Regions from separate parts of the Homo sapiens genome. Here region 1 is linked to region 2. A link is a loop called in an ENCODE intact Hi-C map of the cell type or tissue named here. Cell type or tissue: mammary epithelial cell. All regions are shown on one strand. Links, peaks and the distances in the headings refer to the core of each region. The heading gives the core; the rest is flanking DNA. Region 1 has its middle 240 kb from the start of ZPLD1. Region 2 has its middle 110 kb from the start of RDUR.

The links. A loop is a pair of places that touch in the nucleus more often than their neighbours do. Peaks named below come from ENCODE experiments on the same cell type or tissue, not always from the same donor. Only the 100,000 strongest peaks of a DNase experiment are listed, where the experiment ranks them.
Region 1: a loop joins it to region 2, with 2.2 times the contacts of the local background. A loop is called at or near these places in 1 of 110 quality-filtered maps.

The regions. Positions count from the first base shown.
Region 1 is chr3:102,185,297-102,195,833 of GRCh38, reverse strand. No RefSeq gene overlaps it. Among named protein-coding and RNA genes, the nearest start is that of ZPLD1, 240 kb to the left of the region's middle. RefSeq lists an enhancer at 1-1,129. In mammary epithelial cell, for the core only: a CTCF peak has its summit at 5,243; DNase peaks (open chromatin) are centred at 3,103, 5,303, 5,683 and 6,083; H3K4me3 peaks cover 130 bases; H3K27ac peaks cover 4,705 bases.
Region 2 is chr3:102,047,309-102,057,845 of GRCh38, reverse strand. No RefSeq gene overlaps it. Among named protein-coding and RNA genes, the nearest start is that of RDUR, 110 kb to the right of the region's middle. In mammary epithelial cell, for the core only: no CTCF peak of the experiment used is centred there; a DNase peak (open chromatin) is centred at 4,265; H3K27ac peaks cover 1,293 bases.

The sequences.
Region 1 (10,537 bases), core at 2,742-7,741, 140 kb before region 2:
ATCCAAAGTCACATGAACCAGTGGCAGTGCTGTGAAGGTTTGAGGTGAGTGGAAACGTTTATTCCCATCAACTCCTGGCTTCCTTCTTCTCCCATGACTGAGCTTTAAAACGTAACTTGTCTTCAAGTGTATAAAACTCTCCAATCAGTGATTTAAGAAAAAAATTTTCTGTGTCATTGACAGGAGTTGTTACCTGCTTGAGAAAATGAAACCAGGACGTGACTCAGCATGGAAAAGTGGGAAGTGATTTTGTGGGAACATTATCTCCTACAGTAACCAATTTTGCTGGGGCTTTGATTTGCTAATGAGCAATACTTCCACAGAAACATACATATTTTCATCATATAACTCCTAAGAGCAGTGCACCTGCCTCCTGGGACAGGCTGGCACAGGCACATTCTTATGCTGGAATCTGTGTCCCAGGGGTCAAGTGGGATGGGTGGAGTACATTTCTGAAGCAGCCTGAAGCAGGAAGAGCAAGAGCTGTGTAATTGTTCAGTCTTTGGAGAGCACCAAAAAGCAGACTCCGGAAGCAGAGTTCAGCCATCAAGTATAGAGCAGAGAGGACACCAGAGGCAAGATCTGAAAGTCCAAAGCAGGTAGAAGCAGCACAGAAGTGAAAATAATAGTCTAGGGGAAGCTTAGCCCTCCAGACTTTACAAGAAGTCAGCAAGTGATATTAGAAAAGAAATAATTATGCTTTAAATACCATCCCCCATGTAAATATTTCTTTTTTTAACTTCATTGTTTAATAACAATGGGTTATAACAGGCAAATGATTTTTTCTGAGATGGGGTCTCACTCTGTTGCCCAGGGTAGAGGGCAGTGTTGCTATCATGGCTCATCACAGTGGGGCTCAAGCAATCCTCCCACATCTGCCTCCAGAGTAGGTGGGACTATAGGGGCGAACCACCACATCTGGCTAATTTTCATTTTCATTTTTATTGTAGAAGTGGAGTTTCACCATGTTGCTCAGGCTGGTCTCAAACTCCTGGGCCCAAGCAATCCTCCCACTTTAACCTCCCAAAGTGCTGGAATTACAGGCATGGGCCACTGCACCCAGCCAGACATGTGATTTTTAATTTGACTTTTTTCTTCATATATTATGAATATTTTACCTTTCCTTTATTTTTCAATCTACAGCAGTTTGATTTTTGCTATGACTGCTCCCTTGTCTGCCCTAATAAAAGAAACAAGTGGTACAATCATTGCTAAATCTAAGGCCACCTCCAGTCTTGTCTTACTTTTATCTTCCTTGGCCACTTCTTCCATAATCAAACATCCGTCCTTTGACTTTCTCAACATGCCTTTATCCTGGTTTTCATCTATTTCTAGCTGTTCCTTCTGATCTCCTCGTTAGTCACTCTCTTCTGATAACCCTTGAATATAGAAGCCAGACCCCTCTCCCTTTCTATTTTATTTTACCCACCACCTCTGCATTTTGATGCATATATTCAAATATTTAGCCCTATCCGTTCCTGACTTCTGGACCCTTATGCAACCTGGATTTCCCACTGACTCGTTAAACTCAACATGCCCAAAGCAGAATTTCTTATCTCTTCTTCCTTCTCAAATATGAGGATCGTCTTTCTTTCAGCTTGGAGGCAGCAATCGTCACAGTGCCCTCTTGCCTCTTCACCGTAGTAACATCAATAACCACAGAGTTGACATTTATGGAACTCAAATGCTATGTTAAGACTTTACAGACATTTTTTAATTTTCTCAAGAAATCTATGAGGTAAGTACTATCATCACCCTTACTTTACAACAAGGAAATTAAAGCTTAGGAAGGTGAAGAAACTTGCTCAGGGACACCCAGCAAATAAGTGACAGATCTAAATGTCAGACATAAAAATGTGTCTCCATAGCCCAGAGATCACACTCCTAGCCCCACACACTCTCATAAAAAGACTCACTAAGTCTGGAATTGTGAAAAATGAATGTTTACAAATGTGAGAAAATAAAATAAAATTCAAAATGTAAAAATTGATTAAGATGAAAACATATGTTGTTTATTCAAATGTAAGTGTCCACCTGGATCAACCTGGCTGGCTCAGCTTGGCAGTCAGTTCTGGTTTCTTCTTGCCACAATCTTGTCTATTTTGAATGCTAGACTACATTGAGCAGACCCTTTGTCCAAGGGAGACCTGGCTTCCAGATCCTGTAGGATCTTCAGCTTCTTCCAAATGCTGCTTATTAGAATTAACCTCACATCTTTGAGCTAGTAGACTCCCCTTTTGGTCTGAATTGACCCTCTGAGCCCAGCCACATTCCCTGCAATAAGAAAAGCACTTCCCTAACTTAAAACCAAGCTTCAGACCTCTCTGAAACTACTTGCTCCTCTTCCTCTCTCTAAATGACTCAACTGGAAGTTCTGACATTTCCATAACACATTCTTCTATGTGTGATTTGGTACTGAATGATATGTTACACTAAGTGATTCCCAAGGCTGGTGCGACCCCTTAGTAAAGACCAACATTACCCATTTCCCATAACCCAGGCTGTTGTCATGGCCTGTCTAGTGGTTCTGTGGCCCAGATTTCATCATCCTTGGAGCCAATCTGGATTTGTCAACTCCCACCCAATCCCCACCCCATTCTTGCCCCCATCCCCAAGGCCTAGAAGACTTTTTAATGATTCCTTCAGTTTTTTAAGACACTGTCCCTCCACCGAACTTTCCTAGGATATATTCTTGTTCTCAACTCATTTGCAGGGCAGTGATCTGTATAGTTTGTTTTGTTTATACAAACATTTATTGAATACCAGCTATTATGCCAACCACTGTGCTTTGAGATTGTGCTAAAGTTAAACAATGAGAAATAATCCCTGAATTCAAGGAAATGCTAGTCCATGTGGAGAACCAATAAGCACACAAATTATACAAGGCAGTGAACCAAATGCTCAGTCAAGTCTGAGAATGGAGCCTCCAAGCTGAAATATTAGTCTTTAGAGCAGAGGTCCTGTGGGCACTATACCTTTAAGGTTCCTAAGGACAGGAAATGAATCTTGTTTATTATTCTACCTCAACCTCTAGCAAGTACTTCAGTACACAGAGCCAGTGCTCAATAAATAGTTGTTAAATGAATAATTGCACCTCCTTACAAATTCCAGGTGATCTGAGTTACATTACGCAGGTTTCACAGAGCCAGACCAGGTAAATGAGAATACTCTTAAATTGTATCCCAGCAGTGCGGTTCATGAGAAAGAATTCTAATGTTGGGCTGGCCCTGAAATCAGTGAAAATGTGCTTTCTCCTAGCAGCCCCCATCTGCCGACACAACTTATCTCTACTGAATATATCTTACACATCCTCAAGTTCAGCTGGATACTTGAGCCTGCAGTCTTTTGCAACCTGTTTGAAAACTTCCAGAAGCAGAAGACTTACTCTCCATGAGGCTCAGTGCAGCTCAGACAACCAAGAACTCTTTCTTTTTGATGAGATAACATGTGTCTTCCTGAAATCTCCACACATTTGCCCTAGGTTTGGCCCCTGAAAACACAAAGAACAAATATGATACTTCTTCCAAAGAATAGCTCCTCCTCAGATACATGGAGGTTGAAGCTCACTGAACCTTCTCTTGGGCTGCCTAAAACTGTCCTCAATGTTACCAATTATCCTGCACTTTCTGAGTTCCCTCATAGCCTTGACTAGTCTCCATTAAACACACTCTTAATTTCTTATATCTTTTTTTGAGTTTAGTAACCACTATAGAAGAATAGAATATACTACTCCAAGTACCACCTGATATCAACATAAACAAGTGCTATTACCTTCTCTATTCTAGATATTATATCTAAATTAACATGGCCTACAATCATATTAAATTTTTATCCCAATCATAGCACATTGCTGATTTATGTTGTGTTTACTGTCGAACAAATTTTCACGTAAGATATTGCCAAGTTGTTTCTCTTCATCTGGGACATTGTATAGTTGATTTTTGACCTAAGGGTGGGGTTTTTCATTTTTTCCCCATTACATTTTATCATGGTAGATTCAACTTATAATTCTAGTAGATCTCTTTAAGGTCCTAAGTCTGTCATTCAACAACTTCAATATTTTTCCCAGTTTAAGCTAATTCATTTATTAATTTAAAATGGGTAATTTATTGAGTACTTCCTGGGGGCTGGACATTGTTCTAAGCACTGGGGATTCAACAGTGAACAAGACAGACAAAGCGCCTGTTTATGTGGAAATCACAAGTGTTAGGGTACAGGTAAGAGAAGGGCTGGGAAAGGGGGCATTGTGAGGTGAGGAATGCCCTCATGAGATGAGCATGCCTTCTATATGTTAGATATTTAATAAGAATTAACCTGATCTCTCTCTCCAAGTTGACAAAAACACTCTGGATATGCTCTCCTGACCAGTTACACTTCTCAGTTGTCTACAGGAATGCCCACTGAGAACCTGGCATCAACAATCTGTTGCATTTCCTTGGTTTTCATCCAAGTACCTATTCAGGTGCCCTAAGAAAAACTTTCATAATCCCCTTGGGAATATAACTGGTCTGACACACTTCACCAGTCTGAGGTACAAACACATCATGTCTATTTTATTTTCCTGATTTGTCCATTAATCCCAACTAGTTCTCCTAAGAGAACTGCATACCAAGGAAATACAGAGAAAGGCTGTCTTTATAAAATTCAAAGACTGCTGGGATCCTTTCCTCAACATAACAGACTCCTTTGTTTACATAACTAAAGGGAACTTACGATTTTTCACGTAAGTATAAAAACGTAATACGAAGATAATTTGCTATCTTCACTTCTGTATTTAGAAGAGGCTAGAATATTAATTTTTAAGTATACTAATTCTATTAGCAGTTAGGGGAGGGGTGGCACTTCTTCATAAGAGATCAATTTGAAAAAAAAAAATACAAAAGGCCCTAAGCATTTCTAGGCATAGGCTTTAAAAGCCCTGGCTTGTGTACATAATAAAGATGAAAAAAGTAGAGAGATAAGAGACCTAGAAACCTGATCCACTTTTCCACCAGGAAAAGGAGGAAAATGCTCTTCTCTTTTCTCATGGTTTCTATTTTTCTTTTCTATTTTAACTTCAGAAAAAGAAGTCAAGACTGAGAGGAGAGAGACTGCTGAACTGGAATAAACTGCAGAAGCTGGATTAGAAGACATTGAGCTGGCCAAAAATACAATACATTTTTAAATTGCAGCTTTCCAAACTAGCCTTGACATCTCACCCCAGGCACTGGCAACCTATCCCATAGCCAGCTACAGGCAGCCTGCTGGGGAATTTCAGTGCCACATCAGCCATTCACCCGCCCTCGGCAAAGTACGCTCCCTCACCTTCCTACCTCCTTCTTACCGGCCTGGTCCTGCAGGCACCCAGGGGCTGGCACTCCACCAGGCCATTCCTCCAAACAAAGTCGGCCTTTCATCAATGGTCCCAAGTGCAAGATTCCCCTTCCTACACACTCTAGGCATCAACACATCTTCATGCCTTATCCGATCTTGGTTATCAAACTCTAGATGAGAAAAATGAAACCCAGTTTATTTATACCTTAGAAAAGAGTTTGTTAACCAAAACACATTTCTCAGAAGTGGAGTATGACTTATTAGACTTTATATTATTCCGTGTTAATTTTTCTCCATCTAATCATCAAAAGTGAAATACAGGACATCCACATGACTCATTTGAACACAGCTGCACCCCTGTGTTAGCAAGTGACTTGTACCAGTGCCATTGGGCTCAGTCAAAACAAAGAATCATCACTTAGAGGAGGTGAGGTTTGACCAACAAATTCTTTAGACCCTGGTAGTCAGTGCAAGAGCTTCTGAATGATAACAATGATAAAAGTAATAGCAGCAGCTAATATATACACAATTAAACAATGCACATTACATGGATTATCTCATTTCATACATGCAACAATCTTTTACAATTATAGCAGTTCCACAAAGTAGGGAATTTCTGTTTTAACTAGTCCTTCAAGAGGCAATTACTTTTCTCTAGTGTTCTGCTCTTAGGACTGGAAGGATGAGACTTTGCGACCAGAAAGACTCATCATTAGAGTGGGCAGCTCCTTCCTTCCTCATGCCACACCCACAGGCAGCTGCCTTCCCTTTCCTGCAGCAAACAGGTCCCATCATATCCCACAGATGCAACCAAATGATTTCGTATTGCTTTCAGCAATTACATGAAGAGGCATATGACTAAATCAGCCTATTATCCTCATTTCTCAACAGCCCTCACAATATTGCATTTATAGAATTTTGGTGTTGTGGCCTTCAAAACACATTGGTATTGTGACCTTACTAGAATAATCCTTTAGAGTCACAGACATTTATTAAAACAAAGACCATGTTTTCTGGTAATAAAAGCTAAGGGAGGGTATGAGAATTTATTCTCCAGGTTAACAAGGACAAGATAACCCTCAGCATGCATCTGCAAGTAGAATGCTGTGTGAAACACTCCCTTATCAAACTCTTTCCTGAATAGCAACCCTCAAGGCAGCCTGAAATGTCTTATTATTTTTATGCTTCTGCATGTGCACCTGTATTACCAATAATACCCTGTCAATGCATTGAGTTTGTTTGCTGTTTATTTCCTAACAAGAAACTGTTCATGGTATGGAGTAGAGAAGGAGTATTTTCATGGGATAGGCATTTTGGAGAAGAAAAAAAGCAAATGAGAGAAGTGGGAAAATGTTTTCAGTGAAGGTATTTGCCTTGATTCACATTTCTTCCAGAATGTGCTTTCTTTCTCATTATAAAGGTTGGATTTTGAAAGTCTTCGTTACCCAATGAGTTTAAGAGGTGCTTAGAAGCGTCCGAAAGCAGAGCCTTGGCCAAGCAGATGGTCTCTTCTTGCTCTACCATTCACATTTCTATTCCTTTCACCTTTCACTTTGGCAATGAGAGGTTAATGTCTGCAAGGTAAAGCACTAAGCAAAATTTAATGCCTGAAGACTCCCTTAGCCTTTGATAATTGCTAATTCTTTGGCAATAAGAATGTTTCTATCTTTCTCATCCCCAGGCCCAGCACAGTGCCTGGCACTCAGAGAGCAGATTATTATTTGGTGAATTTACTTGAGTCAAAATGAAAACCCAGCCAACTCATGAGCCTGCCTAGGAAAAGGAGAAGCTCTTTGGGGCAGATGTTATCCGATCTTGGTTATCAAACTCTAGATGAAAAAAATGAAACCCAGTTTGGGATCTGTTACCCCAGAACTATAAACTTCTTCCAAAGCTGCCCCAAAGCAGTATAAGGAGAATGTTATTAATTAATAAATCCAGATATTATATACTTATTTCTCTAAATACAAGAGAAAATATTTTCCCAAAAATCAGAAAATAGAAAACAATTAAAGCAACATGCATCTACCAAGAAAAGGTTAACAGTTAAGCACTTTGCTGCTGAACTTGGGTTATTGTAGATGGACGATGTTAATAGATTTTTGTTACTAGATTTTTCAGAGCTGATTTAAATAGAAACAATAAGATATCTGGAATCTGGAAAACTTGTGTGTTCCACTGGCAGCAGTAAATCTAGTCTTTTGGTTTTGATTTATTTCATTCTTAATTTTACATAATGAAATTTTCATCATTCTCAATTTAAAAATAATGACAGTTGAAGCAAACAGCAGTCCTGATGACTTCCCTTCACAAGCCTCCCACTTTGAGGAAGCCATGTTCTTTCACTGGAGCAGAAGCACATACCTTCATCCCTTTCTCTTTTTTTTTAAGTTTCTTTTTTTTTTTTTGCATACCCTTCCTCAGCCTTAAATATGAAATGTATGGGAGTTGTTCTTCCTCACTGTAATATTCAAGCAAAAATATAAGCCAGTTAATGCTCTTTTTGTTTGCCCCCCCTCCTCACTCCCACAGTCACTTTGCAATACCAGGTCCTCATCACCTTAAGAATTATTCTGGCAATAAGACTTTTGATACCCTCATCCTCCCCATTGCCAGCCCAGGCTTCTCCCTTAGACTGAGTCTTCTTACCTGTGATTTCCTTAAGGGCAGGCACCATATTTATTCATTTGCATTCCAAGCAGTCTGTGCAACTTCTAATACACAGTGAGTTTTCTTTAAACGATTGATAATTGAGTGAATGGATTACCAAGCTGGCTTCCTAAATATAGCTCATTGCATTGTTCCACTGCTGAAATCTTGTTAATGGCTGGCTACAGCCTGCCTCATCAAAATATAGTTGATCGCATTATTACATATTTCCTATTTGTGAATTCATCTACTTGATAAAATTTTTCTGTAATCCCAAAATCAACACTCAAGTGCTTTCAGGGTCACTCATAGGCATGCGCAGAGCAACAAATTTTGAGTCACCCAATGTGCATGTTCCCAGCTGAGGTTGAACAGGGCAACACTCTGCCTTCTTGTTTCAGCTCTCAGACTTTAAACAAGTGTCCCTTCTATGGTCTATTTAGTGCCATGTTGTCTCATATTTTTGTGCCATTCATTCATAATTTTGCTGTTTAAAATGACACCCAATTGTAGGGCTCAAGTGCTACATAGTGCTCCTAAGTGCAAGAAGCCTGGAATATTTCTCAGGGAGAAAACACGTATATTAGATAAGCCCTGTCAAAGCATAAGCTACAATGTGTTGGTAGTGAGTTCGATGTTAATGAGTTGGCAACATATATAAAGTGTCTTTAAACAGAAACACATATCAAACAAAGTTATGTATTGCTTGGTTGTAGAAAATGCGAACAGAGGCCCACAGGAACCTAACCCTGAATTTCCCCTAGGATCAAAAATTCCGTATTTGCTAATTCAGTGTTCGTGGTGACCTCATAACTGCCATGAATAACTAGAATCTGTTATAAATTGTCTCTAATTGCATCCCGGGGCCCTCAGATTATTGAGGGCCGTGCCTATTACCTCAGCCCCTCTACTCCTTAGCAGTAAGTATCCACACAGTCACCTTGCTCCCTCTAGACCAGGCTTCTGTCATGTCTGCTTTCCTTCATGTTTAACCATAAGGTCCTCTCTAGATCTCACTTTCTCCATGAAGTCTCCTCTGCAGAGTTTAGCCCCGATTAATTGACTCATCTTTGAACCTTTAATGTAACTGTTACCTTGTCTGTATCATGATACTTAACATTTAACTATATGCAATCTTGATTTGGTCCCTACTTAATTAATGTTATTTGCTAGCCAGTTTGGTTACAATCACCTTAAAGGCAGGTGTTCACCTCATATTTATATCAGTTTCCTTTATTTATATGTATATATAAATATACTATCTACCTAATAAGGCCAAGTGGTTCTAATCTACCTTTTTTCATATTATTATAGAATGATGGAGCTATAAAGAGCATAAAACTCCTCTAGGCTATCCTGTATTTTTATAAAGGAGGAATCCAGGACCTAGCAAGTTCCCAAGGACATGTCATTTTTATGTCTGAAACAGAAGTTGGGGCCATGACTCTCAGCTCTGTACAGTTTCCATTGCTCTAAACCAGCCATAACAAAATCCTTTCTATTAACATTTATTTTTATAGAAACAAAGTTTATCCATACTTACATCTATGAAAATGAAAAATAGGAGTCAGCTGTAGCTGAACCCTAATTCACTCTAGAAATTGGTCATGTTCATCTATGGATATGTGAACCAACCAGAGGAAAACATAAGCCACTACCAATTCCATGAGAGGTGTCCCATCAAGAAAATTTTCCTTTTAAGTTAATGATTGTTTCAAATTGTCTGTGTTTTGATTATGTGTATAATTTTTTTCTACATTTAAAGCCTTATAGTCAGAGAAAATTACAAGATAACTTAAGCTCCAGTAAATATTTTTGTTATAGAAAGATGAGATAGGGTAATTAAGATAGGATTTTAAAGAATAAGATAAAATTAGAAAGGAAAAAGTAGGATAGAAATATAACTACAAGAAGCTAACAAAACGATCTCAAACTTCTGACTGATAAGAAAATGTGTTCATGTATTTTTTTAATGAATTTTTACAATGTCTATAAATAATCTTAAAATATTTCAACATATATAGTATTTTTTGTTTGTTCCAATTAGTTTAAATTTTCACTATAGGAGAAGTCCGTTGCCTTAATGAAAAACATGCGGTCCAGGAGTGATCAGATGGGGATTTAAAAGGGAACTTTCTAATCCAAATACAGCTAACAAAAGTCTTCCATTATCCACGTCTCCATTAGAACTGAGGCTTTCTAAATGAATATTGTGAATGTCAGAAATGGGTTTTAATTAATAGAAATACTGACCTGTTGATCAGCATGATGGATATTGGAAATTGGCTCTTTGACATAATTAAGAGAATTCAGATATGTGGCTTGGCTAAACATACTTTAGACACTTATCTATATTTGTTTTAACAGACTATATGCTAGGCTTGATTCCCTAAGTCCTGACTCCAGCTAATGGCTTAACAGGAATACTAGATGGCTGGTGCTAATTATTCATATAACATAATCTTTCCATAGAATGTTGTTCTTGGCCTTAAGTGACTCTTTCAGACAAAGAGTAGTTGAAGCACATAAAAGAACAGAGGGCTGGTGTGTCACTGAGTTTACAGAAAAAGTAGCA
Region 2 (10,537 bases), core at 2,324-7,323:
AAATAGCAAAGGATAATAAATGCCTCTCTTGTATTATATTTAACCCTTGAGGCAGAGAGGTCCAAAACACAAAAAAACCTATCTGATATTTTAGGCAGAGTTTCTCTTGACTCAAAACCACTTCTAGCACATTCATTAGGAAGGTTACTATCAAAAATAAATAAATAAATAAATAAATAAAACAAGTGTTGGAAAGGATGTAGAGGAAATGGAACCTTTGTGTACTGTTGGTACTAATGTAAAAATGGTGCTGCCACTGTGGAAAACATTAAGATAATTTCTCAAAAATTAAAAATAAGGCCAGGCACAGTGGCTCATCCCTGTAATCCCAGCACTTTGGAAGGCTAAGGCAAGTGGATCACCTGAGGTCACAAGTTCAAGACAAGCTTGGCCAACATGATGAAACCCCATCTCAACTAAAAATACAAAAATTAACTGGGCATGGTGGTGGGCCCCTGTAATCCCAGCTACTTGGGAGGCTGAGACAGGAGACTCGCTTGAACCAGGGAGGCAGAGGTTGCAGTGAGCCAAGATTGAGCCATTGCACTCCAGCCTGGGTGACAAGAGCAAAACTCCATCTCAAAAAAATAATTAAAAATAGAATTACCATATGATCCAGCCATTCCACTTCTGGGTATATATCTGTTATGGTTTGGATCTGTGTCCCTCCCAAATCTCATGTCAAATTGTAACCTCCAGCGTTGGAGGAGAGGCCTAGTGGGAGGTGACAGGATCATGGGGGTGGAGTTCTCATGAATAGTTTAGAACCCTCCCTTTGGTGCTATTCTCATGATAGAGTTCTTATGAGATCTGGTTGTTTAAAAGTGTGTGGCACCTTCCCCATTCTCCCTTTCTCCTGCTCTGGCCATTTGAAGATGCCTGCTCCAGCTTTGCCTTCTATCACAACTGTAAGTTTCCTGAGGTCTTCCCAGAAGCAGATGCTGCCATGCTTCCTGAACAGCCTACGGAACCATGAATCAGTTAAACCCCTTTTCTTTATAAATTATCCAGTATCAGGTATTTCTTCATAGCAATGTGAGAAGAGATGAATACAATATTCAAAAGAATTGAAAGCATAGACATGAAAAGATATTGGTACACTCATGTTCATAGCAACATTGTTCACAAGAGCTAAAAGGAAGAAACAACCCAAGTGTCTATTGGGATGAATGGATAAACAAAATGTGGTACACACACACACACACACACAAATATTATTCAGCCTTGAAAAGGAAGGAAATGCTACAACATGAATACATGTTGAGAATGTTGAAGTATGATTCTGTTTGTATAATGTATCTAGAATCATCAGACTCATAGAACTAGAAAGAAGAATGATGGTTGGCAGGGCCTAGGGGGAGGAAAGAATGGAGAGTTGTTTAGTGGGTATAGTGGGTTGTTGTTTAGTGGGTATATTCAGTTTTGCAAGATGAAAAAGTTCTGGAAATTAGTTGCACAACAATGTGAATATATTTAACACCACTGAACTGCACACTTAAAATTCAGATAAGTTTTATGTGTATTTTACCACAATAAACACTTTCAATTAAAAAATACAATACACCTATAATATAAGAGAAATCTCTCTATTGGACATTTGAATATGTGGGCACTAACTCCTTTTGTGTAAGCACATTGGTCTCAATATATCAAAAAGATTTTTTAATAAAAAAGGAAGGAAAAATCAATGGGCATTAGATCGTCTATAATGGGAATACTACAGTAACTTAAAATTCCTCTATATTCTATTCTTCCTCAATTTCTTGAAAAGTTTTTTGGTGATATCAGCAGTCCCTGGGTGATGAGTGAGGGCAGGACACTTTTCATACCTGGGATTCACCCTCTAGTGATTTGACATATCCACCCAGGGTTACTGGCTCACAAGGGTGGGTGCGTCTAACCATCTCTCCAGGAGACAAAATGGTTAAACAAGAGTAAAGGGCAGGTTTCTGGACCTTGAAGCTTTCTTTAAGATTGACCAGTGAACAAGATTTCTTCTCACTCCAGGCAGCAGATCCAGCATAAGGAAAGTTAGAGAGGCATGAGGAAAATACAGTTCAATCCCGACATCGATGAAGACTTCAGTGCTTTAGGTGCATGTGGCTGCTTAGGAGAGATCAGTGGCAGATAAGAATATGCTATTCATTATTTGGGGGGAAATTATTTAATCTCTCTAAGCTCAGCTTTTTTATTGTAAAAAATGGAGATAAAACTACTGACTTCACAGGATTCTTGTGAAGGTTAAATGGGGTTCATTGAAATGTCCTATCATATTGACTCACACATAAAGAGACACATAGTAATAGTTCATTACCAGTCTTAGCTGTAAATCATGAAAGATCTCATGATCTAAAGCAAAGAGTTTGAATTAGTCCTATAAAATATATTTTTTAATCTTTAAAGTTTTTTAAGAGTGATATGATCACATGTATATTTTAGAAAAGAACATTCAGTAATAACATGTTAGAAGTAGACAAGATTGGAGAGCAATAAAGGAAGGAAGAGTAGTTTCAAGGTTAGTGCAAGATTACAGATGACAAAAGAGGAGTGTGTAAGTAGTTACATTGCAATTAGCCAAAACAACCAAATAGTCCCTGTTTATTCTTAGTCAACAGAAATGGAAATGTTCATGTAAGCATGGAAAAGCCTTTTTATTTTCATTCTCTCTGTGTCTCCGAAAAGGAAAGAGGTAACAGTGAAAATAATAAATAAAGCTTTTTTACCCTGGGCCCTACAAACAACCAAAGATTTTTAATGTTATGGGGAGAGCAAGCATTATAAGGAAGAGAGGAAGTTTTCTGCCAGGCCTTTTGATATTATACTCCCCAGAGCTGGAACATACTGGTATCGTAAATGAGTACGATACCAGGTTCTCGAATCATGTTTTTATTCAACACACTTTTGTTATAATATTTATGAGAAAAAGCAAAATCAATTCCTGGCAGGGATCACTGTCTGTGTGGAGTTTGCATGTTCTCGCCAGGCCTGCTTGGGTTTTCTCCAGGTTCTCCGGCTTCCTCCTACATCCCAAAGATGTTAGGTTTATCGGTATATCTAAATTGTCCTAGACTGAGTGAGTGTGGGTGTGGGTATGAGTGTGCCCCGTGATGGGATGGCGTGCGGTCCAGGGCTGGTTCCCACCTTGCCTCCTGAGCTGCCCCATGATAGTCTCCCAGGCCACCTACGACTCTGAACTGGAATAAGTGGGTTGCAAAATAAATAAATGAACACAAGTTATTGCCAAATACAAATTTGTAATGAAATAAAACAATTTTTAAAATTCATAAAATCTATGATAATCATCCAAATGCATGACAATAAATGATGTGGTATGAATATTTGTAATTGTGTTTGAACTGCGTGGTGGGAGGAGGTGCTCTCTACCATTTTTACTTTGCAGACACTTATTCTTTGATTTAACCCACCACCACGAAGACTGCCATCACTCACTGATTCACCAAAAACTGGGTAAATAATTATCTGACTCGTTCTTATTAATCTTTCTTAAATATATGTATATAGCTCACACTTATTTCAATGTTTGATATTAGAAGTGTTTTGGGTCAGAAGTTTGGTAATGTTTTTGTTACCAGAAACATACCATAGGAACTTAACTCTTGTTTAAATCAATTAGCCTCTGATAAAATTTGTTTCATGATGTGTTGTTTCATTTAAAGTCACAATTTTCAAGAACCTATCAACAAGGTCAAGTGAGGACTTACTGTACTTGAAGGATTTCATCAAAAGTTAGAAAATTCTGGATGAATTGTTTACTCATAGCTAAAAGTAGGAGCTGATTGCAGTTAAGTAGTGATAGCATACAAGTGAAACCAATTCCCAAATGGATCTGGGTGTTTGAAAAATCATTTGTGTAATCCTATTTAGATACAACAAATTTTCAAAGTATTTTTCTTAGCAATATTCTTTATTTAAATTAGATTATATACAGCTCCACAATATATTTAAAAAACATAAAAGGCTGAGCTGTTTTGACTAAATATGCGCATGATGAATATATGAATCTGGCATGAGTAAGATGAGTGAGAAGGAGAGAAATCCTGGCCTAACAGCATCCTCTATGCTCCTTCTGGAAGCCAGTTCAAAAAGCACTTACACAAGGACAAATACAACTTCTCCCTTTGCATAGGAGGCAGTTTGGGGTTTGAATGATGCCAAATGAGAGTACACATGTAGTAGAATGAAATTCGCATATATTAACTAGGTACTTCCCACCTATTCTTTGTCTTCTGGCCTTTACCGATGAGTCAGATAACATTCATGCCTCAGGGTCAGCGCCAAAACATTACACAGCCAGAGAACAAAGAATTTTAGTTGCATAAGTTTTAAGGCTCAAACATATACTAAGGCTCAAAGTAGACTTTCATAAATCCATGTCTAGATCTGTGAAGAATGTAATTGGTGGTTTGATAGAAACAGCATTGAATCTGTAAATTGCTTTGGGCAGTGTGGCCATTTTAATTACATTAATTCTTTCTACCCATGAGCATGGGATGTTTTTTCATTTGTTTGTGTCATCTCTGATTTCTCTGAGCAGTTATTTTGTAATTCTCATTGTAGAGATCTTTCACCTCCCTTGTTAGCTGTGTTCCTAGGTGTTTTATTTTATTTTATTTTATTTTACTTTATTTTGTTTTATCTTTTGTGACAGTTGTGAATGGGATTGCATTCCTCATTTGGCCTTTGGCTTGGCTGTTGTCGGTGTATAAAATGTTAGTGTTTTTGTACATTGATTTTATATCCTGAAATTTGGCTGAAATTGTTTATCAACTGAAGGAGCTTTTGGGCCAAGACTATGGGGTTTTCTAGATAAAGAATCATATCACCTGCAAACAGGGATAGTTTGAATTCCTCTCTTCCTATTTAGATGTCCTTTATTTCCTTCTCTTGCCTGATTGCTCTGGCCAGGACTTCCAGTACTGTGTTGAATAGGAGTGATGAAAGACAGCATACTTGTCTTGTCATGGTTTTCAAGGGGAATACTTCCAGCTTTTGCCCATTCAGTATGATGTTGGCTGTGGGTTTGTGTATTAGTCTGTTTTCACACTGCTGATAAAGACATACCTGAGATTGGGAAGAAAATGAGGTTTAATGGACTTACAGTTCCACATGTCTGGGGAGGCCTCACAATCATGGTGGAAGGCAAGGCGGAGCAAGTCACATCTTTACATGGATAGCGGCACTCAAAGAGAGTTTACCCAGGGAAACTCCCCTTGTCGAAACCATCAGATCTCATAAGACTTATTCACTATCATGAGAACAGCATGAGAAAGACCTGCCCCAATGATTCAATTACCTCCTAACAGGTCCCTCCCACAACATGTGGGAATTCAAGATGATATTTGGGTGGGGACACAGCCAAACCATATCATTCTGCCCCTGGCCCCTCCCAAATCTCATGTCCTCACATTTCAAAACCAATCATGACTTCTCAACAGTCCCCCAAAGTCTTAACTTATTTCAGCATTAACTTAAAAGTCCACAGTCCAAAGTCTCATCTGAGACAAGGCAAGTCCCTTCTGCATAGAAGCCTATATAATCAAAATCAAGTTAAATATTTCCTAGATACAATGGGGGTACAGGCATTGGGTAAATACAGCCATTCCAAATGGGAGAAAGTGGCCAAAATGAAGGGGCTACAGGACCCATGCAAGTCCAAAATCCAGCTGGGCAGTCAAATCTTAAAGCTCCAAAATGATCTCCTTTTAATCCATGTCTCACATCTGGGTCATGCTGATACAAGAGGTGGGTTCCCATGGTCTTTGGCAGCTCCGCCCCTGCGGCTCTGCAGGGTATAGCCTCCCTGCCAGCTGCTTTAATGGGCTGGTGTTGAGTGTCTGTGGCTTTTCCAGGTACACGGTGCAAGCTGTCAGTGGATCTACCATTCTGGGGTCTGGAGGAAGGTGGCCCTGTTCTCACAGCTCCACTAGGCCATGCCCCAGACTCTGTGTGGGGGTTTCAACCTCACATTTCCCTTCCACGCTGCCCTAGCAAAGGTTCTCCATGAAAGCACTACCCCTGCAGCAAACTTCTTCCTGGACATTCAGGCATTTCCATACATCCTCTGAAATCTAGGCAGAGGTTCCCAAACCCCAATTTTTGGCTGCTGTGCACTGGCAGGCTCAACACCACGTAGAAGCTGCCAAGGCTTGAGGCTTGCACCCTCTGAAGCCACGGCCTGAGCTCTATGTTGGCCCCTTTCAGCCACTGCTGGAGCAGCTGGGATGCACGGTACCAAGTCCCTAGGGAGTACACAGCACGCAGACCCTGGGCCCAGCCCACAAAACAACTTTTTCCTCCTAGGCCTCTGGACCTGTGATGGGAGGGGCTGCCATGAAGACTTCTGACATTCCCTAGAGACATTTTCCCCATTGTCTTGGGGATTAACATTTGGCTCCTCATTACTTATGCAAATTTCTGCATCCAGCTTGAATTTCTCCTCAGAAAATAGGATTTTCTTTTCTATCTCATTGTCAGGCTGCAAATTTTCCAAACTTGTATGCTCTGTTTCCCTTTTAAAACTGGATGCCTTTAACAACACCCAAGTCACCTCTTAAGTGCTTTGCTGCTTAAAAATGTCTTCCACCAGATACCCTAAATCATCTCTCTCAAGTTCAAAGTTCCACAAGTCTCTAGGGCAGGGGCAAAATATCACCAGTCTCTTTGCTAAAACATAGTAAGAGTCAGCTTTTCTCCAGTTCCCAACAAGTTCCTCATCTCCATCTGAGACCACCTCAGCGTGGATTTCATTGTCTATATTATTATCAGCATTTTGGTCAAAGACATACAACAAGTCTCTAAGAAGTTCCAAATTTTCCCACATTTTTCTGTCTTCTTCTGAGCCCTTCAAATTTTTCAAATCTCTGCCTGTTACTCAGTTCCAAAGTCACTTCCACATTTTCGGGTATCTTTTCAGCTGCGCCCCACTCCACTGGTACTCATTTACTGCATTAGTCTGTTTTCATGCTGCTGATAAAGACGTACCTGAGACTGGGCAATTTACAAAAGAAAGAGGCTTAATGGACTTACAGTTCCATGTGGCTAGGGAGGCCTCACAATCATGGTGAAAGGGGAAAGGCACTTCTTACATGGCAGCAGCAAGAGAGAGAATGAGAGCCAAGTGAAAGGGGTTTCACCTTATAAAACCATCAGATCTCGTGAGGCTTATTCACTACCATGAGAACAGTATGGGAGAAACCGCCCCCACGATTCAATTATCTCCCACCAGGTCCTTCCCACAACACATGGGAATTATGGGAATATAATTCAAGATGAGATTTGGGTGGGGACACAGGGCCAAACCATATTAGTTTGTATTCATATGGAACAAAAAAAAAGCCCAAATAGCCCAGGCAATCCTAAGCAAAAAGAACAAAGTTAGAGGCATCACGTTACCCGACTTCAACCTATACTACAGGGCAACAGTAACCAAAACAGCATGGTACTGGTACAAAAACACACAGGTTAATGGAGCAGAATAGACAGTGCAGAAATAAGGCCACATACCTATGACCATCTCATCTTCAGCAAAGCTGACAAAAACAAACAATGGGGAAATGACTCCCTATTCAATAAATGGTGCTGGGATAACTGGCTAACCATATGCAGAAGATTAAAACTGGACCCCTTGTTCACACCATATACAAAAATTAACTCAAGATGGATTAAAGACTTAAATGTAAAACCCAAAGCTATAAAGACCCTGGAAGACAACCTAGCCAATACCATCCTGGAATAGGAATGGGCAAAGATTTAATGACAAAGACACCAAAAGCAATTGCAACAAAAGCAAAAATTGACAAATGAGATCTAATTAAACTAAAGAGCTTCTGCACAGTAAAAGAAACTGTCATCAGAATAAACAGACAACTTACAGAATGGGAGAAAATATTTGCAAACTATGCATCTGACAAGGGTCTAATTAATATCCAGCATCTATAAAGAACTTAAACAAATTTACAAGAGAAAAACAAACATTATAAAGTGGGCAAAGGATATGAACAGACACTTTTCAAAAAAAGACTGCATTAGACAATTCTCACACTGCCAATAAAGACATACCTGAGACTCAGTAATTTATAAAGGAAAAAGATTTAGTTCACTCACAGTTCACGTGGCTGGGGAGGCCTCAGGAAACTTACAATCCTGGTGAAAGGGGAAGCAAACATGTCCTTCTTCACATGGCAGCAGAAGGAGAAGTGCTAAGCAGAAGGGGAAAATATACCCTTATAAAACCATCAGATCTCGTGAGAACTTACTATCACAAGAACAGCATGAAAGTAACTGCCCCCATTATTCAATTACCTCCCACTGGGTCCCTCCTATGACATGTGCAGATTATGGGAACTACAATTCAAGATGAGATTTGGGTGGGGAAACAGCCAAACCATATCAAAGACATGCATGCAGCCAACAAGCATATGAAAAAAAGCTCAGTATCACTGATCATTAGAGAAATGCAAATCAAAAACCACATTGAGATACCATCTCATACCAGTCAGAGTGGCGATTATTAAAAAGTCAAAAAATAGATGCCAGAAAGGTTGCAGAGAAAAGGGAACACTTACACAATGTTGGTGGGAATGTAAATTATTAATAGTTCAACCATCGTGGAAGCAGTACAGCAATTTCTCAAAGAGCTAAAAGTTGAACTACCATTCAACTCAGCAATCCCATTACTGAGTATATACCCAGAGGAATAAAAATTATTCTACCATAAAGACACATGCACTTGAACGTTCATTGCAGCACTATTCACAATAGCAAAGACAGGAATCAACCTAAATGCCCATCAGTGACAGAGTGAATAAAGCAAATGTGGTATATATACACCATGGAATACTATGCAGCCATAAAAAAGAACAAGATCACATCTTTTGCAGAAACATGCATGGAGCTGGAGGCTATTATCCTCAGCAAACTGATTCAGGAACAGAAAGCCAAATACCGTATGTTCTCACTTATAAGTGAGGGCTAAATGATGAGAACTCATGAACACAAAGTAGGAAACAACAAACACTGGGGTCCACTTGAGGGTGAAGGGCGTCAGAGAAGGGAGAGGAAAAGAGAAGATAACTATTGGGTACTGGGCTTAATTCCTAGGTGATAAAATAATCTGTACAACAAACCCCAGTAACATGAGTTTACTTAGGTAACAAACCTTCACATGTACCTCTGAACCTAAAATAAAAGTTTTTTTAAAAAAGAAAATGTGGTATATACACACCATGGAATACTATTCAGCCATACAAAAGAATGAGATCATGTCTTTTGAAGAAATGTGGAAGGACCTGGAGGCTATTAACCTTAGTAAACTAACGCAGGAACAGAAAACCAAATACCACATGTTCTTACTTATAAGTGGGAGCTAAATGATGAGAACTCATGAACAAAAAGAAGCGAACAACAGACACTAGGGCCTATGTGAGGGTGAAGAGTGGGAGGAGGCAGAGGAGCAGGAAAAATAACTAATGGGTACTAGGCTTAATACCTGGGTGATGAAATAATCTGTACCACAGACCCCCATGACACAAGTGTACCTATGTAACAAACCTGCACATGTATTCCTGAACCTAAAACAAAAGTTAAAAAATAAATAAATAAATAAATCTATGCTATATACAGAATGACATGTGAAATGTGACTTTTAAAATATCAAAAAAAACAAAGTTATCAGCATTAAAAAAAGTTTAGAAGAACCCTTGCCTAGTCACTTGAAGAGGAGAATAAAAGCTAGTTGATTAATTAAGGATTTTTCTGGAATCAGAGAGAAATGGGCATTCCAAGCCCTTGGCTCCACTCCTACCCCTTGGGTGTGGGTAGGGAAGAATGATCACGGTTTCAGCTCTGGGAGATTCTGAAAGTTGGGCCTCATTTCCTGAGGCACAGATCAAGGAGACAAAGAGCCAAGTGTAGGTTTGACACCTTACCCTACAACAGTATGGTCTAACAACAGTAGAGTTAAAACTGTGTAGGCAGAAAAAAAAAATGGCAGGACTTTGGGTCCCAAAGCACTGTAGAGAAGCATCTGAAAGCTTCTGTTTCTCCAACAGAAGAGGCAGAACAAGGGCCATAAAATTGGAGCAGGAACTTCAAGCTTATTTCCCTGAACTGACTTAGTTAAAACATTAAATGACTGAGTAATCACTAATGTAGCTGATTTTACCTGAACTTTTCTGCCATCAGATGAAGATGGGGTTTGAGGTAAAAGCTAAGTTCAGTTAAAGACAAATAAAGCATTTTTGTGCATGTGAGTTTATGACTTGTAAAAACTTATACCCAAATCACTGATAAGAAATATTTTCATCATCAAAAAATTCAATCTAATGCCAGAAGTCAGTTTATTAAAGCAGATTCAAGTAGATCATAACATTTCTTTTTTTTAATTATACTTTAAGTTCTAGGGTACATGTGCACATCAAAACAGAGATATACTGTGATTTCTCCATAAGGACAGTAACAAAGCACCAATCTCATTACCAAAATCCCTGAAGGTAGATGAGTTTCTAAAATCCCTGGG